2 separate regions of the Homo sapiens genome follow, and region 2 is linked to region 1. A link is an interaction called in ENCODE POLR2A ChIA-PET data of the cell type or tissue named here. Cell type or tissue: PC-3. All regions are shown on one strand. Each heading gives the region's core, and the rest is flanking DNA. Links, peaks and the distances in the headings are about the cores only.

Region 1 (10,764 bases), core at 951-5,950:
AATTGCTCACATCATCATACTTGAAACTATTAATCATCTTCTTGGCTTTCTCAGAATATAAGCTGATTGCCTGGGAGATTCTCACTTATCTCATGAGCCATACTTATTTTGTTATCTGCCTCCCTCATTGGACTGCACACTCCCCGAGAGAAGGGGTCATCTGGCTCATCTTTGTGTCAGCATCTGGCACAGTTCCTGGTACAAGGGAGGTGCTTAGTATAGCTTGCTGGGTGAACACACAAAGATGAAATAGTACATTCTCCGCCATGCCTTCTTTCTCATTTTGATGGATTAATAAAATGGGAGTAACTAAAAGATTAGATTCATCTACTGAATTCTCAACCAAGTCTTTGCATTGGCTGTTCCCTCTGCCTCGGCTGTTTTTCCCTGGCTGTCACATGGCTCCTCCTTCTTTTTTTTTTTACTTTGAGTTGGAGTCTCACTCTGTCACCCAGGCTGGAGTGCAGTGGTGTGATCTCGGCTCACTGCAACCTCCACCTCCTGGGTTCAAGCAATTCTCTGCCTCAGCCTCCCGAGTAGCTGGGATTACAGGTGTCTGCCACCACGCCCAGCTAATTTTTGTATTTTTAGTAGACACAGGGTTTCACCATCTTGGCCAGGCTGGTCTTGAACTCCTGACCTCATGATCCACCCGCTTTGGCCTCCCAAAGTGCTGGGAGGCTCCTCCTTCTTATTCCTCAGGTGACAGGTCAAGTCACTTCCTCAAAGAGAGGTCTTCTTGTAGATTATCTAGTGTAGGTCTCCATCCTTATTTTATTCTTGCCAGTTTATTATTTTTTGTGTGTGTAGCGTGTCACAATTGTAATTTATTTCTTTACTTGTTCACTGTTTGTTCTATCTCTAGACTATAGCCTGTCCAACCTGTTCAGAACTATATTTCCAGCACTTAAGAATTGTCCTGGTGCATAGTAGGAATGCAAGAAATGTTTCTTGAATGAATTGACCAAAATTACCTGGATGTATTGAAAAAAATGATTTTCAGGTTTTGATCAAGACCTACTTGGATTAGAATTTCTCAGGTAGCACCCCAGAAATCTGTACTTTTTTTTTTTTTTTTTTTGAGATGGAGTCTCACTCTGTCACCCAGGCTGGAGTGCAGTGGTGCGATCTCGGCTCACTGCAAGCTCTGCCTCCCAGGTTCATGCCATTCTCCTGCCTCAGTCTCCCGAGTAGCTGGGACTACAGGCACCCACCACCACGCCTGGCTAATTTTTTTGTATTTTTAGTAGAGACGGGGTTTCACCGTGTTAGCCAGGATGGTCTCCATCACCTGCCCCTGTGATCTGCCTGCCTCGGCCTCCCAAAGTGCTGGGATTATAGGCATGAGCCATCACGCCTGGCCAGAAATCTGTACTTTTAATGCCTGAGAAAACTGTATTTTTAGAATACTCCCTGGTGATTCTGATGCAACTGAGCAATTTCTCAGATCCCAGTTCTGTCTCTAATTCTTAGGACACAGTCCAGGATCTTTAGCTTGGAAATCCTCTCAGGTGTCCCAAACTCAATGTGTCAAAGAGGAACTCATTGTCTTCCCTAAGAACTTGCTTCTCAAGGCTTGGTCTTTGGTCAATGAACACTGCTCACTTTTCCAATCTCTTCTGCCAAGTATCTCCTTTCTTATTTATTTATTTATTTACTATTTATTTTTTAGAGACAGCCTTGCTCTGTCACCCAGGCTGGAGTGCAGTTGTGCAATCATAGCTCTCTGCAACGTCGAGCTCCTGGCCTCAAGCGATCCTCCCGCCTCAGCCTCCCAAAGTGCTGGGATTACAGGCATGCACCACCATGCCCAGAATTCTCTCCTTTCTTACTGCACTTCAATTACATAGACATTTTTCCCCGTTTCTCTAACATACCTAACCTTTTCCCACCCCAAAGTCTCTGTACCTACTGTTCTTTCCTCCTGGAATGCTTCCTCTCCTCTCTAACTATTGGTTCCTTCTCATCTTCCAGGACCCACTAACTCACATGTTACCGCCTGACAGAGGCCTTCCCTGACCATCATATCTAAAGTGGACCCCATCCTCTTATTCTCCATCCCATTACCTTGTTTATTTTCTATGTCAGACATGGTCTTTTTTATTTATTTGTCTTCTTATTTACTGTCTTTCCCACTAGAAAGGAAGCTCCACAAGGGCAGATATTTTTTTCCATTTTGTTTGCTGTGTTATCCCAAACACCCAGAACTGTGCCTGGCCATTAGCAGGTGCTCAACAGATAATTCATTGAATGAATAAATTGTGAATTTAGTCCTCCAAGTTAGGTACTTGGCAGCATTCTTCTTCTCTTTCCTTCAGCCTCTCCATGAATTATTCATCAAACTATTGATTCATTCTCAAATGTGACTCTTCATTCCATGTCTTCTTTTTCCCATCCTCCTGGGCTTCCAATTCTGGCTCTTATTCACAATGAAAAAGTGCTCTCTGAACCATATTTGTGATCTGAGCCTAATTTATTTTAAAAATATTTGTATTTTTATTTTTCCCCCTTCTTTTCACAGGTGTTGATGAGGCTAGTTAATTTCGTTGGTGCCAGTAGCCCAAGGTTTGGGTACCAAATGAAATTTTGCTTTTCAAAGTTTTGAACTATATTGTTCACTGTAACCCACTAGTGTCATCTAGGGAAAGCCAAAAGAAGGGATTGTTGACTCATTGTGGACTGTTTCTTCTGCCAGGAAAACAACTGCTTAACATGAGCCGAGCACTCTAGAATCGCCAAACATTGACCGAGCACCACTGTTGCACTAAGTGCATTCCCTGTGTGTATCATCTCATTTAATTCCTACAGCAAATTTTCTGAGGGAGGTGATGAGGTTTTCTTTTTCCCAAATGAGGAAACCTAGGAACAGATAGGTAAAGGGACTTGTGTAAAGTCTTCTGGCTAAGAGGAGGTGCCAGAATTTGAACTCGGTCTGAGATATTTGTTCAGCTGGCAGGTCCAGGCCAGAAAGTTAAATGGATATCTCTGAAGTTCATTGGAGTTATTATGCTCTGCTCAGGGAAGATGGATTAATAGCTTGTTGACTGGTCTAAGATGTAGCAGTGAAATTGCCATCACTTGAAACTTTTCAAATTAAATTGAAAAGAAAGTGCCTACACCAGAAAATGTAATGTATATGGTGCTGATTCTTGAGGGATGCATTAGATCACTCAGTGGGGGTTTCCAGCTCTAATTTCCTGAGCTTCACTAATTTTCTCTTGAGAGGTCAGTTTATTGTTCTTGGATGAACCCTACTGGCTGATTGCTTAATAATGTGGCAATACCTACCCTCTTTCAAATGAGACAGAAGAGAAAGCAACTTTCTAATAGCCAGCCTAGGAGAGGGGAAAGGCTTACTGTAGCTTTCTGGATTCTAGTGTAGCAACTTGCCTTTTTGATCTTTGAAACAAGTTTATTTCCAAATGTAAAAGTAATACGTATTCATTTAAGAAAATTGAGAAAATGAAGAAAAACATAAACAGAAGGAGGTGTCATCCAAGTAACCACTACAAACAGAAGGAACTATTTCCTTCTGGTCTTCTTTGTATATGTATATATCATTTTCCACTAAAATGGAATTATATACAGTTTTGTTTCCTCTTTTTCTCACGCAACATTATATGATGGTTAACATCCTTTGCAGATATTTTCATGGTCTGAGTAATTTCCCATTGATTAAATGAATTATTATTTATGTCACCATGCCCTGATCACTAAGTATTGCAGTTATTTTTAGTGTTTATACAGTTATTTTAAAAATTGCTGTGATGAATCTCTTTTGTATCTGAGTGTCTGCATTCGTGATCTTTTCTTTGTGAATTGTGATCTTACAGGGTAGATATCAGTCTTTGAAAGAGCAGAGAAACAATTCAGATTGGCTGGTTGAGAAGTTGTATCGTAAGATATGTATGAAAGGTAAAATTAAAATTTAGGCCAAGGAAACAACCATAGATTCAATAGACTACAGACATGAGATGCTTCATAAGAGATGAAATGAGATGGATTCAAAGAACAACTTCCCAATGCCAAATGGATCCCCGAATTTATAACATTCAATGGCAATGGATTGGTGTTGAATCTATGAATGTGTGCTGGAAATCTGTGCATTTGATCTTAGCTATGTCTGGGATTCCAAAATAAAAGTGGGCTGGGGTGGAGGGGCAGGGGGTGGGGGAGGGAGGAGAGAGAGAGAGAGAGAGAGATTCTGCTGATCTGTGAGAATATAAGAGAGAGAGTCCAGATCTTTAGGAAATGGTAAGAGGTTGCAAGTATTTGCTGCCAAATTTTGCATTAGTCTCAAGTGCCAGCCGTTAGTAGTCATAAAGCCATAAAGTAACTGCTGTGGTCTCAGGGGTTTGCTACAAAATAACAGTGTCTTTTTGGCTAATATTATTAGAAAACCATTTACCTTTCCACTTTCCAACAACTTTGGTCCTCTCACAAAAAAAAAAAAAAAAAAAGAAAAAAGGGAAAAACAGAGGAGAGGAAGTATAGGGGGAAACAGATTTGGTTTCCTTCCTTCCTTCCTTCCTTCCTTCTTTCCTTTCTTTTTTTTTTTTTTTTTTTTTTGAGTCAGAGTTGCCCAGGCTGGAGTGCAGTGGTGTGATCTCAGCTCATTGCAGCCTCCTCCTCCTGGGTTCAAGTGATTCTCCTGCCTCAGCCTCCTGAGCATCTGGGATTACAGGCGCCTGCCACCATGCCCGGCTAATTTCTGTATTTTCAGTAGAGATGGGGTTCCACCATGTTGGCCAGGCTGGTCTTGAACTCCTGACTTCAGGTGATCCACCTGCCTTGGCCTACCAAAGTGTTGTGATTACAGGCATGAGCCACCACACCTGGTCTCGTTAATTTCTTAAGCCATACCTTTTAATGAAACTACTTCTGGACAGAGGACCATATTAAATAAAACTCAGCCTCTCAGGCTTAAAATGCAATTCTTTCCCTATTTGTCCTTCATTGTACCAGATACTAAGAAAGCGTCCACCTGTCACTCTTCTTGCTGAATTGATGATACAAAATGCTGTGTATTGGACCATACTCTGTAGCTCATGGATGAGCTGCTTATAATAATTAGCAAATATAGAAGTGGTAATGGAAATCAGAGGGAAACCACCCATACTCTAATATACTAGCATTGACATTCCTCATACTCTCTTCTAGTCCTTGGATCCAGGTGCAATTTTCATACACTTGCAATAAAAGTACATACACAATTTGGTATCTTGATTTTTTAAAAACTTAATGCTGTATACTAAACCCTTTGCAAATTGTGATTCTCTTTTTGATTGCTTTAAAACTTGATGATAATCATTTTTGATCGCTTTAAAAATTGTATGATAATTTAATTGTTTTCCTTTTGTTGGATACTTTTGGGGAATTTGTCATCTTTTGTATGAAAAATAAGAAAGCATGGCTGGGCACGGTGGCTCATGCCTGTAATCCCAGCACTTTGGGAGGCTGAGGTGGGAGGATTGCTTGAGCCCAGGAGTTTGCGACCAGCCTGAGCAACATGGCAAAACCCCGTTTCTACAGAAAATACCAACAAAATTAACTGGGCTTGGTGGTGTGTTCCTGTAGTCCTAGCTAGTCAGGAGGCTAAGGTGGGAGAATTGATTGTGTCCAGGAGGTTGAGGCTGCAGTGAGCCATTTTTGTGCCATTGCACTCCAGCCTGGGTGACAGAGTGAGACCCTGACACACACACACACACACACACACACACACACACACACACACACACACACAGAGCAGGAATTTTAGAGAGGCTTCTAAGCCCTATTTCCTTTCTCTCTTCCCTCACCACCTACCCAGGAAAGTACTGTGGCATCATCAGATGAAATGGAGACACTCAAAGCAAGTCTGTCTATGCTGGGAGGATTGGGGAGAGGTCTCATGAAGCAGAATTATTTCCAAAGACTCTGAACTCCAAACCACTTAGGGCTTGAAGGACTGAAAGTTGGGCAGGGAATTGCAACCAGAGTGATGGATGGTGGAGGCACTGAGAGTGGTAGATGAGCAGAGTTGGTCTGGAGAGGGTGCTAGGAAGACTGGGAGTAGACGAGAACTGCACTTTGGTGTGGCCTCGAGAGGGAGAACAGAGTTCTATTTGGAGCACACTATCTGGTGCACCTTACTTAAGGAGAACAGATATTCTGGATTTTTTGTCAGCCTGTATCATACTTTATTAGTTACATGTTATTTTATTTGAGGCCGGGCGCAGTGGCTCACGCCTGTAATCCCAGCACTTTGGGAGGCCGAGGCGAGTGGATCACGATGTCAGGAGTTTGAGACCAGCCTGGCCAATATGGTCTCTACTAAAAACTACAAAAATTAGCCAGGCGTGGTGGCACATGCCTGTAGTCCCAGCTACTCAGGAGGCTGAGGCAGGAGAATTGCTGGAACCCGGGAGGAAGACGTTGCAGTAAGCCAAGATCGTGCCACTGCACTCCAGCCTGGGTGACAGAGCAAGACTCCATCTCAAAAAAAAAAAAAAATGTATTTGGCTACCCTGTGTCAGGCAGTATTTGGGTTGGGTGCCAGAGATAGCGTGATAAGCAAGAAAGCCATGATTCCTACCCTTATGGACAAATAAGATAATTTGTGATGAAGGAAATAAAATAGGATAATGGCCAGGCGTGGTGGTTCATGCCTGTAATCCCAGCACTTTGGGAGGCCGAGGCAGGCAGATCACGAGGTCAGGAGTTCGAGACCAGCCTGACCAACATGGTGAAACTCTGTCTTTACTAAAAATACAAAAATTAGCCAGGCATGGTGGCGTGTGCCTGTAGTCCCAGCTACTCGGGAGGCTGAGGCAGAAGAATTGCTGGAACCCGGGAGGCAGAGGTTGCAGTGAGCCAAGATCACTGGAGTGCCATTGCACTCCAGCCTGGGTGACAGAGCAAAACTCCATCTCAAAAAAAAAAAAAAAGGGATAATGTGATAGTGACTTGGGATGCCCAGGCAAGGGATGCTAGGCAAATTCTGTTTAACCTGAGGGCTATGCTCCACCTTTCTCTACCTTGTCCTCTGCCCCAGAAGACCATCATGAATATTCTACATCAAGGACCAGTAAATGATGGCCTGCTGCCTGTTTTTGTAAATAAAGTTTTATTGGAACACAGCCACACTCATTTATTTATGTATGGTCTACGCTACGATGGCAGAATTGAGTAGTTATGACAGAGACTGCATGACTTGAAAAGCTGAAAATACTTACTAGAAAACATTTGTCAACCCCAATTCTACATCAACAAGCTTTCTTGCCTTCTAGTGTTGGATGGGTTTGGCCAACACAGAGTCCTCGAGAATGGAGAAGAATGGAGGGAGGGTGGAGAGTGATGTCAGGGTGCTTTCCTCCTTGGCCCCCTCCTTTCTGAGTTGCCTTGAGCTGGGTGAATCACTGGGTTGACGGCCACACGTCCTCTAAGGGCAGCTGTCTTCATAGAGCTCTCCTTTCGTATTCCGGAATGCTCCTGCCCTCTTCGCTTCAGGCCTAACAGGGGTAACAGCCCCTCTCTTGCTCCTGGGGTGCTTCACTATTCCTTATGGTTCCCCATGCTTTTGTAAATAGTCCTTCCTCTAACGTTCGTATTGTGAATGTGCCGACTGAATCCTGCTGGGTGCAGGACTGCTTGAGAATGCCTCCTTGGGGAGGTAATGTTTGAGCAGAGATCTGGTGACTAAGGAGAAGCCAGACATTTGAAGAGCTGAGGAAATAGCATTCCAGGCAATGGGAATGGGATGTGCAAAGGTTCTGGGGTGGAAAAGAACTCAGAGTACTTAAGAAACAGAAAGAAAGCCATCGAGGGTAGGAGATAAGATAGAAGAGGTAAGTACAACCAGGCCATGTAGGGCCTTTCCAGCACCAGTAAAGAGCCTGGATTTTATTCTAAGAACAGGAAACATGGAAACATTTTATTTTAATTTGTTTATTAAAAAACTTTTTTTAGAGTCTCACTATGTTGCTCAGGCTGGTCTTGAGCTCTTGGCTTCAAGCAATCCTCCCAAATTAGCCTCCCAAGTAGCTGCGATTACAGGCATGTGCCATTGCACCTGCCCTTGAAGCATTTTAAACCAGATTTGGATGTGAGCCGATTAATGTTCTTTTTTGCTAATCAGTTGCATTAATCAATTGCCAGATATAGAGTAATTAAAACCGACCTCAGGAAATTTATGGGAAGGAAGCTTTATTTCATCAGCTCCTAGAAGAGTTAGACTACTAGGCACTGGGACAGGCAGGAATGAGACAGGGCAGATGTGGGGACCTCACCATAAAAGTTCGTCTCTTCTCATCTGGCTCCCAATCACTAATCTGTATCTATGGATCAAACTCCAAACTCAAGTCTAGTGTCCCTTGGATTCCAATCAATTGGTAGTCAGCATGTGAAGTGAAGGGATCATCTATTCCTTGATTTGTTCACAAATGCTGTGTGAATGCATGCCTTGTACTAGGTGCTGGGGATGCATATGATGATGAACTAAACAAACCTTGCTCATGCTCTTTGTGGAGCTTATATTCTAGGGGTAAGTGAGTCCCTCCCTCAAAAAAAAAAAAGCAAACAAAAATTAAGTTATTTCAAGATGTACAAACAAGTAATTTCAAAATGCTCCTCAAGGATGGGGTTTTTATCTGGTCACAGTTGTATGTCCTAAGACTGAACAGTGCCTGGCACATAGTAGGTGTTCAACTAAGATTAGTGGACTGACAGCCTGAGACAGATGACAGTAGCAAGGTACTTAGATAGAATGGTAAGGGAAGACCTCACTAAGATGTTAACATTTAACCAGAGATCTGTGGCATGAAAAGAAGAAGGCATGTGAAAAGTAGGGTTTTAAGCCTGTTAGGAGGAATAGAATGACCAGAGGTTTTGAAGTGAGAACGTGCTTAACGATGCATAAGACATGCACATATATCTTAGGGAAAGCGGAATTGATGTCAACTAGACATATCCCCTCCAATAAGGTGTAATTCCACAGGCATTTCTGGAAGTGGCTGTGGCATCCTTTAATTCAGAACCTCAAGTGGACTAACTGTAAAGTGAGTTGCCTTGTGAATGACTAAATTGCAGTTGCCCTAAAAATGGGGCTTTCACAATGGATTTTAGTGCTTCAGAGTTGAAGAAGGTGGAACGTTTTTTCTTCCCACACTCACTCTTACGGTTTCTGAAATATTTCAGAGCAAAAGCACCTAATCTTGGAGTCATATGAAGTCGAGGAGCCCTTTTGGGCTGGATCTCTGCTATCCTGTAACCACAGGGAAGAGCGTAGTCTTTCATCCTTTCTGGCTGGCTTTGCTCTTTGGTTCCCTGAAGCCTCACCTTTCTGCCCTCTCTCTTTGCCTCTAATTTCTTACACCATCTTCCACTGGTCAAAATGATGATGGGCACTTTCCATAAAGCATCAACTTTCCTCTCAGAGCTTGTGCCTTATACACCTGTCAACTGCTTCTCTAAATATGACACACAAATCTCTTTACCCCCTAATTGTTCTCTGACATTATTTGTGCATTGTCAAGGTTTACAACATGTAAATTTTGTTTTCTATGATATAGAGAATGTAATTCTTTTGGGCTTTGTCCAAAGGTGGTATCACCAATGGATAGTTTCAATAGTGTTACCTAAGTATGATTTACTGCAGAATCAAGTAGCATGATTAAATTTATAGAGAAGGACCTAATCCTATTTCATTACAGTTGAGTCTTTTAGAGGAGAATATAATTAATAAAAATTGGGAGGAAGGATCATTGGGAGGGCAGAAGTGTATTAGTTCATTTTCATGCTGCTGATAAAGACATACCTGAGACTGGCTGATTTATAAAGAAAAACAGGTTTAATGGACTCACAGTTCCATGTGGCTGGAGAGGCCTCACAATCATGGTGGAAGGCGAAAGCCACATCTTACATGGTGACATGCAAGACAGAATGAGAGCCAAGTAAGAGGGGAAACCCCTTATAAAGCCATCAGATCTCGTGAGACTTATTCACTACCACAAGAACATTATGGGGGAAACTGCCCCCATGATTCAGTTAACTCCCACCAGGTCCCTCCCATACAGATGGGAATTATGGGAGCTACAATTCAAGATGAGATTTGGGTGGGGACACAGCCAAACCATATCAAGAGGATACAGCATATTGTAACCATATAGCTATTGTTATTTCTATTATATGCCATTCAATTTCATCAAGTTAATCTAGATTATTTGTAAATATATAATTTATCTATTTTGTTTTTAGAGTTCTCTAACATTGTGATCTAATTTAGACCATTTTTTTCATGCCCACTGCATACGTGTCATCCTGAGACTTGATTTTATTGCACTCCTGTCTTAATTTCTATAGCTTTACTAAAAGCCTTGATATTTGCTAGGACAAATCCAACCTCATGCTTGCTTTCTTCGTATCCTTTTCGCTATTCTTGGCCCTTTGTTCTTCTTTGTGACATGCATTTTTTTTTAATCTCAGGTGCAAAGGGCTAGTTAATGGTATTCCTCACTTCATTTTACATACTGTCATTGGTCCATTCAAGGCTCTGGCCTTGTTTTTTGCTTGATTCTTTTTATCCCCTCCATACCCCAATCTCAGGCACCCACTTAAATGTCTTTGGTGTATGTATCTGGTTACATGTGTATCACAATACATTATTTTATGTGTATATGTGCTTAAATGATACAAAAAATGTTTTGTAACAGAGACCATTGTTTCTTACCTTTTAAAAGCAATATGATTTTCAGATGTATTTTTGCTGCTATATGTACATCTAGTTAA
Region 2 (11,007 bases), core at 2,422-7,421, 480 kb before region 1:
TTGCCAGGATGGCAGCTGAGCACTAGGGAGGAGGATGAGACCTAAGCAACCCCAGGTAGCCTCGCCTGTGGGGTGACAGGCAGGTCAGCACCTGCTCTCGCTCCTGCTCCAGCTCCTCAGCCTCCATGCTCTGCTCGATCTCTGACAGGAGGGATGTGCTGGTGGCGGCAGAGCTCTGCAGACTCCTCTCCTCAGTGAGTTCTTCCACCTTCACCTGCAGCTGTCGGCAGGAGAGACGCACCTCCTGAAGCTCCAGCTGGCTTTGGTGCAGCTTTCAAAGAAAGAGCAAATGGTTGAGGTTTACCAAACACAAAAACCAAGACAAACTGACCCTCAACCTGATCATGCTTCTGGATCCAACCACCAATTTATAGAAAAATAAATAGGAGAGAAGAACATGTTAAACTACATCAGGAGATGCACTCAGCAAAATCCAGATCTAGAAAATTCTGACTGGGCGCGGTGGCTCACCCCTGTAATCCCAGCACTTTGGGAGGCCGAGGCGGGCAGATCACCTAAGGTCAGGAGTATGAGACCAGCCTGGCCAACATGATGAAACCCTGCCTCTACTAAAAATACAAAAATTAGCTGGGCGTGGTGGCGGGTACCTGAAATCCCAGCTACTTGGGGAATGAGGCAGGAGAATCGCTTGAACCCAGGAGGCGGACGTTGCAATGAGCTAAGATCACGCCATTGCACTCCAACCTGGGTGACAGTGCGAGACGCCACCTCAAAAAAGAAAAAAAGAAAAAAGAAAATTCTATAGGACAAACAACTCCATTTCCTTAACAAAAACATTGCAAGGGAAAAAACAGATAAAGGAGGAACACAGAAATAAAAAAAGACTTGAGTTATACCAACCAGGCCGGGCGTGGTGGCTCACGCCTGTAACACCAGCATTTTGGAAGGCCAAAGGGGGCAGATCATCTGAAATCAGGAGTTCGAGACCAGCCTGGCCAACATGGTGAAATCTGTCTCTACTAAAATACAAAAATTAGCTGGGCATGGTGGCAGGCGCCTGTAATCCCAGCTACTCGGGAGGCTGAGGCAGGAGAATCGCTTGAACCCAGGAGGCGGAGGTGACAGTGAGCCGAGATTGCGCCATTGCACTCCAGCCTGGGCGACAAGAATGAAACTCCGTCTCAAAAAAAAAAAAAAAGAGTTATACCAACCAATCGCACTATGTAGGCCCATTTTAATCTGTATCTTGATTCAAACAAAAATGTAAAAAAATTATGGACGTTTATAAGACAAGTGAAAATCTGAACACTCACTGGGCATTTTATGATATTAAGAAAATATGCTAATTTTTTTGGTATAATAGTACTGTAGTTACATTTTTTAAAGTTCTTATCTTTTAGAGTTAGTACTTTTTATTTACAGATGAACTTATTAAATTCTGAGATTTACTTCAAAATAACGTGAGAGAAAAGGAAATGGATGTTATGAAGATGGGGCAGCACTGGGCAGGGATTGGTGGTTTTCAGGGCTGGGCTTCATTACACTGTGCCACTGTGGAATGTTTGAAATCCTTTGCAATAAATAATCAAACACACACAGGCACACAAAGTGAGATACCATTAGAGTCTCACCCAAGATGGCTAATATAAATAATACAAATAATATCAAGTGTTGATGAAGATGTGGGGCAATGCTGGTGGGAGTAGAAAATGTACGAATACTTTGGAAAATAGGCAGTTTCTAATAAAGTTAAATAGAATCTATATTCTATGATCCAGCAATTCCACTTTTAGCTGTAGACCCAACAAAAATGAAATGTGTACAACAGACATACACAGGATGTTCAAATAACCACAAATGGGAAACAATCCAAATGCTAATAAGAATAAAATAAGTGAATTGCGGTATGTTCACATGTTAGAATACTATAGAGCAATGAAAGAATATACTGCTACTATATGCCACAACATGGTTAAATTTCACAGACACAATGTTGAACAAAAGCCAGACATAAAAAGTATACATGAGTCTATAAAACGTTCCCAAACTTCACTGAGGTAGAAAAACGTTGGAGTAGAGGTTTGCTTTTGAGGAAGCGGCAAGTATTCTTTTTAGGGTGCTGATCGTGGTCTGTATCTTGATCTCCATGGTGGTTACACAGGTATGTATTTGTAAAAATTAATTGGGCTGTCCCCTTAAGATTTGTATGCTTTACTATATATACATTTTCATGAAAAAAAAATTAAGGGGAAAAAGAGTAGCTTGGAAAGGAGCCGGAGGTGGAAACGGGAGTAGCATCTGGATAGCAATACCAAGAGTTTCTACCCCCACCCAACCATTAGAGGCAAGGCCCTAGGCTGGCCCCTCACTTCCACATCAGGTAGTTGAGTCACAGGTGAAAAGTGACTTTCCGAAAACCCTTGTGAAGCAGAACTGGACTCATGACTCCCAGTCCAGGGTTCTTTCCAGTTTCCACATACCTCATTTGTCCCAGAGAGATATTGACAGATGAGATAGTAACTTATTTTGAAGATCTTTGAGGGAGGAAGTCCCACAGCTTCAGTTCTAACTCTCACGGGCAGAAATGTCCACAGTTTTGCCATGTCTAACATCAGTCCTTCATCCTGCACGTTCACCTGTTTGTTCTCTCTCAGTCCTTTTCTGAAGACTTGAAAAGAGCTAATTACTTGGAGACATTCCTTTTCAATAGCTTTCCAAATTGCTCTATTCTGCAAGCCAAATATATATATTATATGCCCTTTAGACTTTTCCCAGCCTCTCTCTCTTGATTTTTAAATGATCTCAGAGATTTTCACATAAGCCTACATTTTTAGAGCTAGCACAGCCACAGAGATCAATGAGTCCAACTATGTCAGGATAAAACTGAAGCTTAGAAAAGGGGAATGACGCCAGTGGTAGAGAGGAGACAGCAGCGCAGGGGTCAGGAATTGTGGGCAGTGCTCTTTCCTTCTCTCTCCATGCTGCTACTTCACCCCCTCTACCCCACTGCATTCTCCATGGCCCCTTCTGTGTGCAGTTCACAATAGGGTACAACTCTCTGGGGAGGTTACTACTGCTGAATATAAGGGGATGACCCAACCACAGCTGCTAAATGCTATTTTTTTTGAGTCTCTGTCACCCAGGCTGGAGTGCAGTGGCACGATTGTGGCTCACTGCAACCTCTGCCCCCTGGGTTCAAGCAATTCTCCTGCCTCAGCCTCCCTAGTAGCTGGGACCACAGGCATGCGCCGCCATGTCCAGCTAAATTTTGTATTTTTAGTAGAGACGGGGTTTCACCATATTGGCCAGGCTGGTCTCGAACTCCTGACCTCAAGTTATCTGCCCATATCGGCTTCCCAAAGTGCTGGGATTACAGGCGTAAGCCACCACGCCCGGCCTAAATGCTATCTTCTTATCTGTGCACTCCATCACTAACTTGCTTTTAATACAGCAGACCCTAGTTGCAGAATTGTCATCAGTTTGCTAGAAGCTAGACACACGACCACATGCCACATGCCACATCTGCCCAGAAGCAATGCTTCCTACTCTTCCTATCTGTGGACTGCAACTCCCCACTCCAGGTCCTTAGAAGACTTTCAGGAAGTGGTGGTGTGGGGGAGAACTTCTTGGGATTTAAATTAAGCTAATTTATTCTTTTATAAAACAGCATTTCTGGGGTCACCTCTGTTCCATTAAAAAGAAAGTAGACACTGCACTGGTCTTTTTCAGACCTGTGGCTGAGTTGGCTTGTGGCTCCTGCAGAAATGCAGACTGGGGTGGCTGGCAGCCACTTGGAGCTCTATAGTTCTCATGAAGGGAGAAAGCTGCCTTGCAGAGCCTTAGGGGACCTGGGAGCCTCACCTTCACCGTCAGTACTTCGAAATGATTGGCTAATGGCACCAGTGATCTGGAATAGCCCTAAAGAGGAAAGGTTTGGAGCCTGGCTGCCCAGAGAATGAAGAAAGGATTGGCAAGCCTGCTCTGCGTAGTTCTGGTGGATCAGCAATACCTGCTGGTCCAGTGGGAACTTCTCCAACCCCAGTTTTGAGGAGACTCAGAAAGAAAAACATCAGGGTTACAGGAAAAAACAGACATTCCTAGGAAGCATTTGGCACAATTACAAATGGCATATTAAACTGGCAAAATGCTTCACAATTATTTTTTAGACAACTCCACACACATCTCAGCAGGAGGAAGTTTGGCACAGACAAGTACAAGTTCTTATGTACTGGACAAAATTAGTTCAATTACTCATGCACACTCAAAGGTGCTTAATTAATGATAACAGCAAGGGAACAAAAGACCAGGAGAGGTCTGCACTCTCCAGTCAACAATTGATTCACCAACTGGACAGACACAGGCAGAAAAACCAAACCAAACAAGAGAAGAGTCTATTACATTTAAGAGCCCTTTAAAATAAGAAACATCATCCTTTATATGACAAAGATGACACTAAGTATACTTATATGTATGAATAAGAATGACACCAAGTGCTTTGTGTTTGTACAGTACACTACATTTACGCTCATCTAAGGGAACTGGGATGGTGTGATGTTACGTGATTTGCCTAATGGTACACAATCAGCATTAGAGCAAGGTCTAGGCTCCAGGTCACCTGCTTCCTGGGTTGCCCCACAGTGAGCAGGGCCTGTGCTCTGCTGATGGAATCCACCCAGTCGCTGGGACTAGGCCCTGCAGACATCTGTAAGATGCCCAGCTGAGTATGAGACAGGGCAGTTAAGTGGCCCTTAGAGGGACAAATAGATTTCCTTTACTGGATAGTAAGAGTTTGGCAAAATACTTGATATATACTGGGTGTTCAATGAATAATAATTTTTATGCTTATTCTCAGGTCTGAAAAAATTCAGAGTTGGATTTGATCAGTTGTTTGAAAATCTGTTTTTGACAGCAGGACCCCAATTATATAGTGACAGAGATCAAAAGGGGGCTCCCCTGGTTGTGACAGGCCTGTTGCCTTGCCTGCTCAGCCATCCCTCACCCTTGTCTGAGGATTTAAAATCAAAGGATTAAGTACATTCCAAGGCCACTAGCTTTACATTTTACAAATATGGTTTAGGATCATTCAGCTGCTACCTGAGTAAGCTGGATTTTTTATTTCTGTATCAGTACGGGCCATTTTAGCAACAGAAAGGACTTTCTGGAGGACACTGGTAATTAGTGGCAACTGGAGAGTTTCACATGAACTGAAGGACTATAATGATAAATTGTTAGAGAAGATGAGAATTCAGCCTATAAATGCAGATTTTCCAAATCAGTTGAGTACTGCCTGACTTGCTGCAGGTCCTTAGGTGAATGACACCTTCTCAGTCTTGAAGTTCAACAGAAAGACAGTGGATGTGCACATGGTGAGCAAGTGCATGTGGCATGACGGGATTCTCGCTGCTAAAGAATGTACAGCCCACAGTGCTGGTCAGGCCCCTGAAGGCATACTAGTCCTGCCTCTTTCCCCCAACCCAGGTCCCCAGTTCTTGATTTGAAATAAGGACTTTTCACTATAAATTCATGCTGAACTGAAAGTTTCTTTTAGGCAAGGGCCATTTTTCTCTTTCTCCATACTTATTTTCCTTCTCCTCCCATACTGTATGTCAGCAACCCTCAGGAGAGCAGCTTGATAGGGTAATAAATGCTGGTCAGGAACTGATTTTTGGAGGCAAGTGATACCAAGAAGTTATCACTGAGCTACAGGTAAAGCAGGTGAGAGGGTTCCAGTCTCGATTCTACCAAAGACTCACTACATGACTTTGGATAAACGATTCAGTTTTTCTCAATTTCAGCTTTATGATGTATGCTAAAAGCACCCTGTATGCCAAAGAGGCACACAAATGTTCACTGCTATTATTATCATCAACCTTGAAAAATGAGCAAATTCTTTTCCATCTTGAAAACTGCTGTAAGGCTTTAGCCAGCACCATTTTCTACTCAACATTGACTGAGGTACTACTATTAATATATGGAAAGTTACTAGCTGAAGGTACTAAAAACATGCAGAGATAAAAGCCATTCATTTTCCCTCAAAGCGGTTAATCACTCAGGTGTCAGCTTAGCTGATGGTGCCAGGGACAAGTAATCTTAGTCCAAGACATTATATTTCCTTATCCCATACCCCAAGGCTTTCAAACAGCCTACCTATGAGCCCAGTGGGACCTTCTGTGGCCTAGCCTTCGGGCAGAGATCCACCTGGTGCTTGAGTACACCTGGCTGACCACCTCTGCACAAACATCACTGTTGCAATCCAGTGCACTCCCTGGCATGCACAGAGAATGCCAAAGGGAAGCAATGCACTCCTAGTTTCTGACCCCAAGTCCTCCTAGGCCAGCCCAGCAAAGCATCTTGGTAGCAGATGCTGTACTCTATTTCTGGGAAGACTGGAGTGATGATATCTTTTTGTTTTGGGAGTTGTTTCCTGTCAAGTGTGAGCTTGGGGATTCAGCTGAGGCCCGGTAGCAGTTCCCAAATAAGAACAAATATGGCCATGAAGCAATTTCCTTCAGAAAGAAAAAAAGAGACTGATGAGGCTCACAAAGGGGTCAGTCTATGCCTTTTCTGGCAACTGGCAGAAGCAGCATATAAATCTTGCTGTGTTCAGTGGGCAGCTTCAGGTTTCTGCTCCATGCCAGCCAACTAAATCCATGAGCTTGGGAAGACAGCAGCAGAGAGCATTATGAGCTGAGTTAGAGAGTCACAGGCTCCCTCTGAAACCTTCTAGCAGATTTCGCAAATGCTAGGAGGCCAGAATAGCACTCCTGGTGTTCCAGCCATGTTAAGAACCCAGAGAGAACTCTGTGAAACTGCTCCGTGGGCCAGTGGCTCAGAACACATTGTAGAAATGATCTGTGGGTAGCAGTGCACTTCCTTTAGGCAGAGTCGGAAGAGCCAAGTTAGTGAATGCCCCAGGCCCCACAGCGAGACCTCAGCATCATCCACTCCCAGCTTACCCCAGCAGTGATGCTGGCCTCCCAGCCTTTTCTTTTTGGCTAAGTGCTCCTTTTATCTGGCTCTAGTCCTGCAGGACAGCTTCTCTACCCCAGTACCTGTAGGTCCTTGTCATGGCCCTGCCTCTCCAGGATTAGCACCCGGTCCTGTAGCTCCTCCACGGTCCCTTGGAGCAGGTCATTTTCCTCTAAAGTAGCGCTGAGACGATGCTCCAGCTCCCGTTTCCGATCTGACAGCATCTTGATCTGAAAGGGTGGAGAGCCACAGGGGTGGTGTGGAGTTACACCCGGGCTGACAAGTAGGAACTAGGGACTAGCCCCAAAACATGAAGGCAAGTATCTTTCAGTATTCTGCCCAATGTCACGGTACCCCCATCTCTGAGAGAATAGCTATGAAACCCTAAGCTGAAGAGAAAACCCCTCCCCTCTAGAAACCTGTCTGGGAAGGAGTAGGAGTTGAGCTCTGGGGAAGCTGGAATGTGGGATGCCAGGCAGAGGAAGGGAAGGCTAGTGCTCTGGAAATTCCAGAGATAAGATAAAAAAAAAAAGGGCTCCACCTTGCCTGCCCTCAACTTTACCCCATCCTTACAACTGGCAGGAGGAGTGGAACCTAACCTGCTGCACTACTTCTCCTCCTCAAGTCATGAGCACAAGAAAATGCCCAGGAAATCCTCTGGAGCGCCGTGTTTTCACACCCCGGGATTCCCCTCCGTCTTCCTTTCCCCGCTCCTGGCCCCTCTGGCACTAGAGGTCACAGCTCAGATCCAGTGCCTTGAGTTAAGGGAAGAGCTCCCAGGGTACAGAAAACAAAGTAGTGCCTGCATCAGCCTGTGTCCTGGGATGGAGCAGGACACAGATACAAGTGAATGCTGACTTTACTCAGAGTAACTTTTACCTGAGCGAGTCATTCGTGAAGAGGCGCAAATTCTTTTTATGAAACAGGTTGATATGTTCGTATACACTGAATACCTAGTCAGTCTCCACATAAGTAAATCTTCTTTTAGGAAGGTCTGTCTAATCTCTTCAGTGTCAGTGAGAAAACAGAGGCAAAGAGGGAAGAGATGCCAAGTCTCCTCTGGCCTCAAGGTTTGAAGGGTGAGAAGCTGAGCCAGTGCTCCCCAAGGCCAGGGATGCTTCACTCAAAAGATCACCACCCTGGCTCAGGGGGTCCAGAAAGCCCTGCCAATTGGATCTGACTCCTAGGGGACCTTCTGGAATCCTGGAGGTCCTCGTGGATCCTCCCATTTATTTAGCAGTGCCCTGCTGGACTGATTCTTAACCAGTTTCTTGCTTGTAAATATTTTCTTGACATGGTTAAAATATTCTCCAAGCTCTCTAGTCCAGCTTTGATAACAATTCCTTAAGGCTTTTACTTGTGCAAGTTTTGGGGACCAACCTTAGAACTTTTCCAGGGGAAATCCTGAAATGAATGTCTAGCTTGTTTCAGTCCTACGAGATACACTTTTCCCTTTACTTTTTATCTGTTCTCATTCTCTGAACTAGAATTCTGCTCACAGGGCACAGATCTTCTCTGGCCACCAATTCAATCAGATAGGATGTTGTCCTGGGGAAACAAAGTATGTGGCCTTTGTCCAGAGAGATCAGATATCTGGCCAAACAAAGAAATATTGTCTCTCAAGTGTGCATCTGGGTAGGGGACCAAAAGGAGCAAGCCCCTTTTGTGAATGGGTCCACTATTTCCTACACTGAAGCAAAGTTACCCATGTGAAGACAATTCTTACTCTAGTTGATTTTCATTTAAATACCCTCTGACCTTTAAATTTTCCTTCCCATGAATCATCTTTGTTTCCCAACTTTCAGTCAGTGAAGTGATGGGGTAATAAGATTCTGATACACAACTGACCCTAAAAAAACTTAGTTCGGAGCTACACAAAGTAACTTACTTGAAACAAACAATTTCATAGCTTGCCTTTTAAAGGTAGCAGTGTTCATGGACAAAGCAGGGAATCAGTGTTAGGCCACCAACTCCCTCACCCAGCGCTATACACCCTGAAACTTGTGAAAAAATCTGGCAATAAACATTCCTGGGGACGACCCGGTTCATGAGGGTCTAGAAAAAATGAACGGGTGAGGAAAGAGGAAGACAGGAAACGTGAAGGAGTCAGAGGCTGGCAGAGGCAGGTGAATGGCAAGTCATGCACACAAATGGTCACACACAGGCATGCCAAACCCCACTGGAACAAACTCTACTTACTTCAAGGACCTGCTGCTCAATACCAGTAGGCATTCCAAGGGAAAGGGGGAAGGAAGGGAATAGGAGGCAGGAGAAAAGAGAAGATATTGACAGACTTTAGGAAAAACATCCTCAGGTCATTTACCGAGCAGGGCAACAGGCTATCTGGGTTTCTCTGGCCTGACCATGATGGCAGATCGCTTCGTCACAGTGGAAGGTTACTTGTTCAACCTGGCTCTAGACTGTCCTTCAAACTCTGACTTAGCAAAGGGGCTGCTACTTGGCCCCTTTAGCCAGATACTTGGCTAAAGGGTCCTCAAAAGCAGACCAGGTGGAAGCCTCCCCTAGGGGGAGGCCTGGTTTGGGCTGGTGATAAGATCCTTACCCTCTCTTCACCTTCCACAACCAGGTTCTCACAGTATTGTTCCCCTGCCGATACTTTCTTTTTCCCCTCATCCTGGCCCTCACATTCTGGCCTCTCCTATGGTTCCAATAACATCACTGTGTTCCAGGTATCATATAAAGTGCCTTGTATGCATTAACCCATAATATCCTTGCAAAAACCTGTGAAGTAGAAACTTCTATTTCTCTCATTTTGCAGGTGAGAATGATAGTAGACCTTACTAAGTTGGACTGAACTGGGCCTAAATGGAATAGAGAAAGGCGAGATGCCCTTTCCCACCTCCTGTTTGGGATTGGCAAGGATATTTTTGGAGAGATCAACATATTCAGTAAAATGTAGGTCATTCGTGATTTCAACACACCCGGCAGTAACTCTGAGCAACTTCATTTTTCCAGACAACAGGCTACCCAGAGAAACAGATCAAATGTTTCCCATTTAGTTTCGCACAGAAATGTCTTTCTGTAGAGATTTTAGGCCCTTTTACATAGAGCAGTTTTTTGTCTCCCAGTGAGAAAAGCACTCCACCTTCCAGCACTGCTGTGTCGGGAGGCTCACCTCGGCCTGAAGGCTCTCCAGCCGGATAATGTGCTGGTTGGTTGATGAGTTTTTCTCCCGAAAGTCTTCTCTGAGGGCGTGGACCTGCATGGAGAGTTGTCTCTCAACTTCTGATGCCTGAAACAGAGGAGACCTGCAGAGCTGATTCGGAGGTTATGCAAAGGAACTCTGTTAAGGTTTCTGCTTTCATTTATCAAGCATCTCTTTGCACTTTCTATTCTTTAAGGAGCACTAGATGAGATGCTGGTTTCCCATCCATTTGTTCTCTAGTCCAAAACAGGACAAACTCCCACCCCCACCTCTACCATTAATGACCCTGAATAGGTGCAAGACCACTCTACTGATCAAAGGAAACAGCCCTAGGAAATAGTATGCTCTCAAATGTTAGTTATCATTATTACTCTACATATAGCAGAAACTCAGCAAATATCTAATAAATTGAAAGTCTGAATATTTTACATAAAAGAATAAGATGGTTATACCTACTGCCTTAGAAATTCCTTTACTTCTCCCATCAATTTCCTCAAGTGGGCTCAGTCAAATCACGTGCATCTGCATTTCTCTCCTCTACTTAACATGGACACTATTTGAAATTTCTTGTCATACCTGTTAAGATTTTTTGCCACTCATTCCTCAAGGACATTTTTGCAACTTTTAATTCTTTGGGGAGTGCCAGCAGAGGTGCCTGTTTCCCACCTCAATCCATTTATGATCTAATGCTAAAATACAGCAAACACCAAATACCATCTGGTGTTGCAGGAGGCTCACCTGGTAACACAAACTCCAGCCCTCCTCCTGAGGGTCCCAGCCCAGACCCTACTGAGGGAGCCCTGCCCACTGTCCTGTGGAGAGGAGAGCCACGGGACAAATTAAGTAACTGCCTCAATGCTTTTTTGAGGCCAAATGGGGTCAGTAAGCTTTATGGGTTCTCTCGGGAGAGA

What was found. Peaks named below come from ENCODE experiments on the same cell type or tissue, not always from the same donor. Only the 100,000 strongest peaks of a DNase experiment are listed, where the experiment ranks them.
Region 2: POLR2A ChIA-PET joins it to region 1 with 5 read pairs; 2 of 35 experiments call an interaction of 5 or more read pairs at or near these places.

What each region holds. Positions count from the first base shown.
Region 1 is chr12:119,581,780-119,592,543 of GRCh38, reverse strand. All of the region lies in intron 1 of PRKAB1-AS1 (PRKAB1, TMEM233 and CCDC60 antisense RNA 1), which reads left to right. Among named protein-coding and RNA genes, the nearest start is that of TMEM233, 6.6 kb to the left of the region's middle. In PC-3, for the core only: no CTCF peak of the experiment used is centred there; no DNase peak of the experiment used is centred there; H3K27me3 peaks cover 3,347 bases.
Region 2 is chr12:120,060,886-120,071,892 of GRCh38, reverse strand. BICDL1 (BICD family like cargo adaptor 1) reads right to left here. Exons shown (of 10, transcript NM_001367886.1): 3 at 10,067-10,183; 4 at 7,014-7,160; 5 at 92-271. Among named protein-coding and RNA genes, the nearest start is that of RAB35, 50 kb to the left of the region's middle. In PC-3, for the core only: no CTCF peak of the experiment used is centred there; a DNase peak (open chromatin) is centred at 5,332.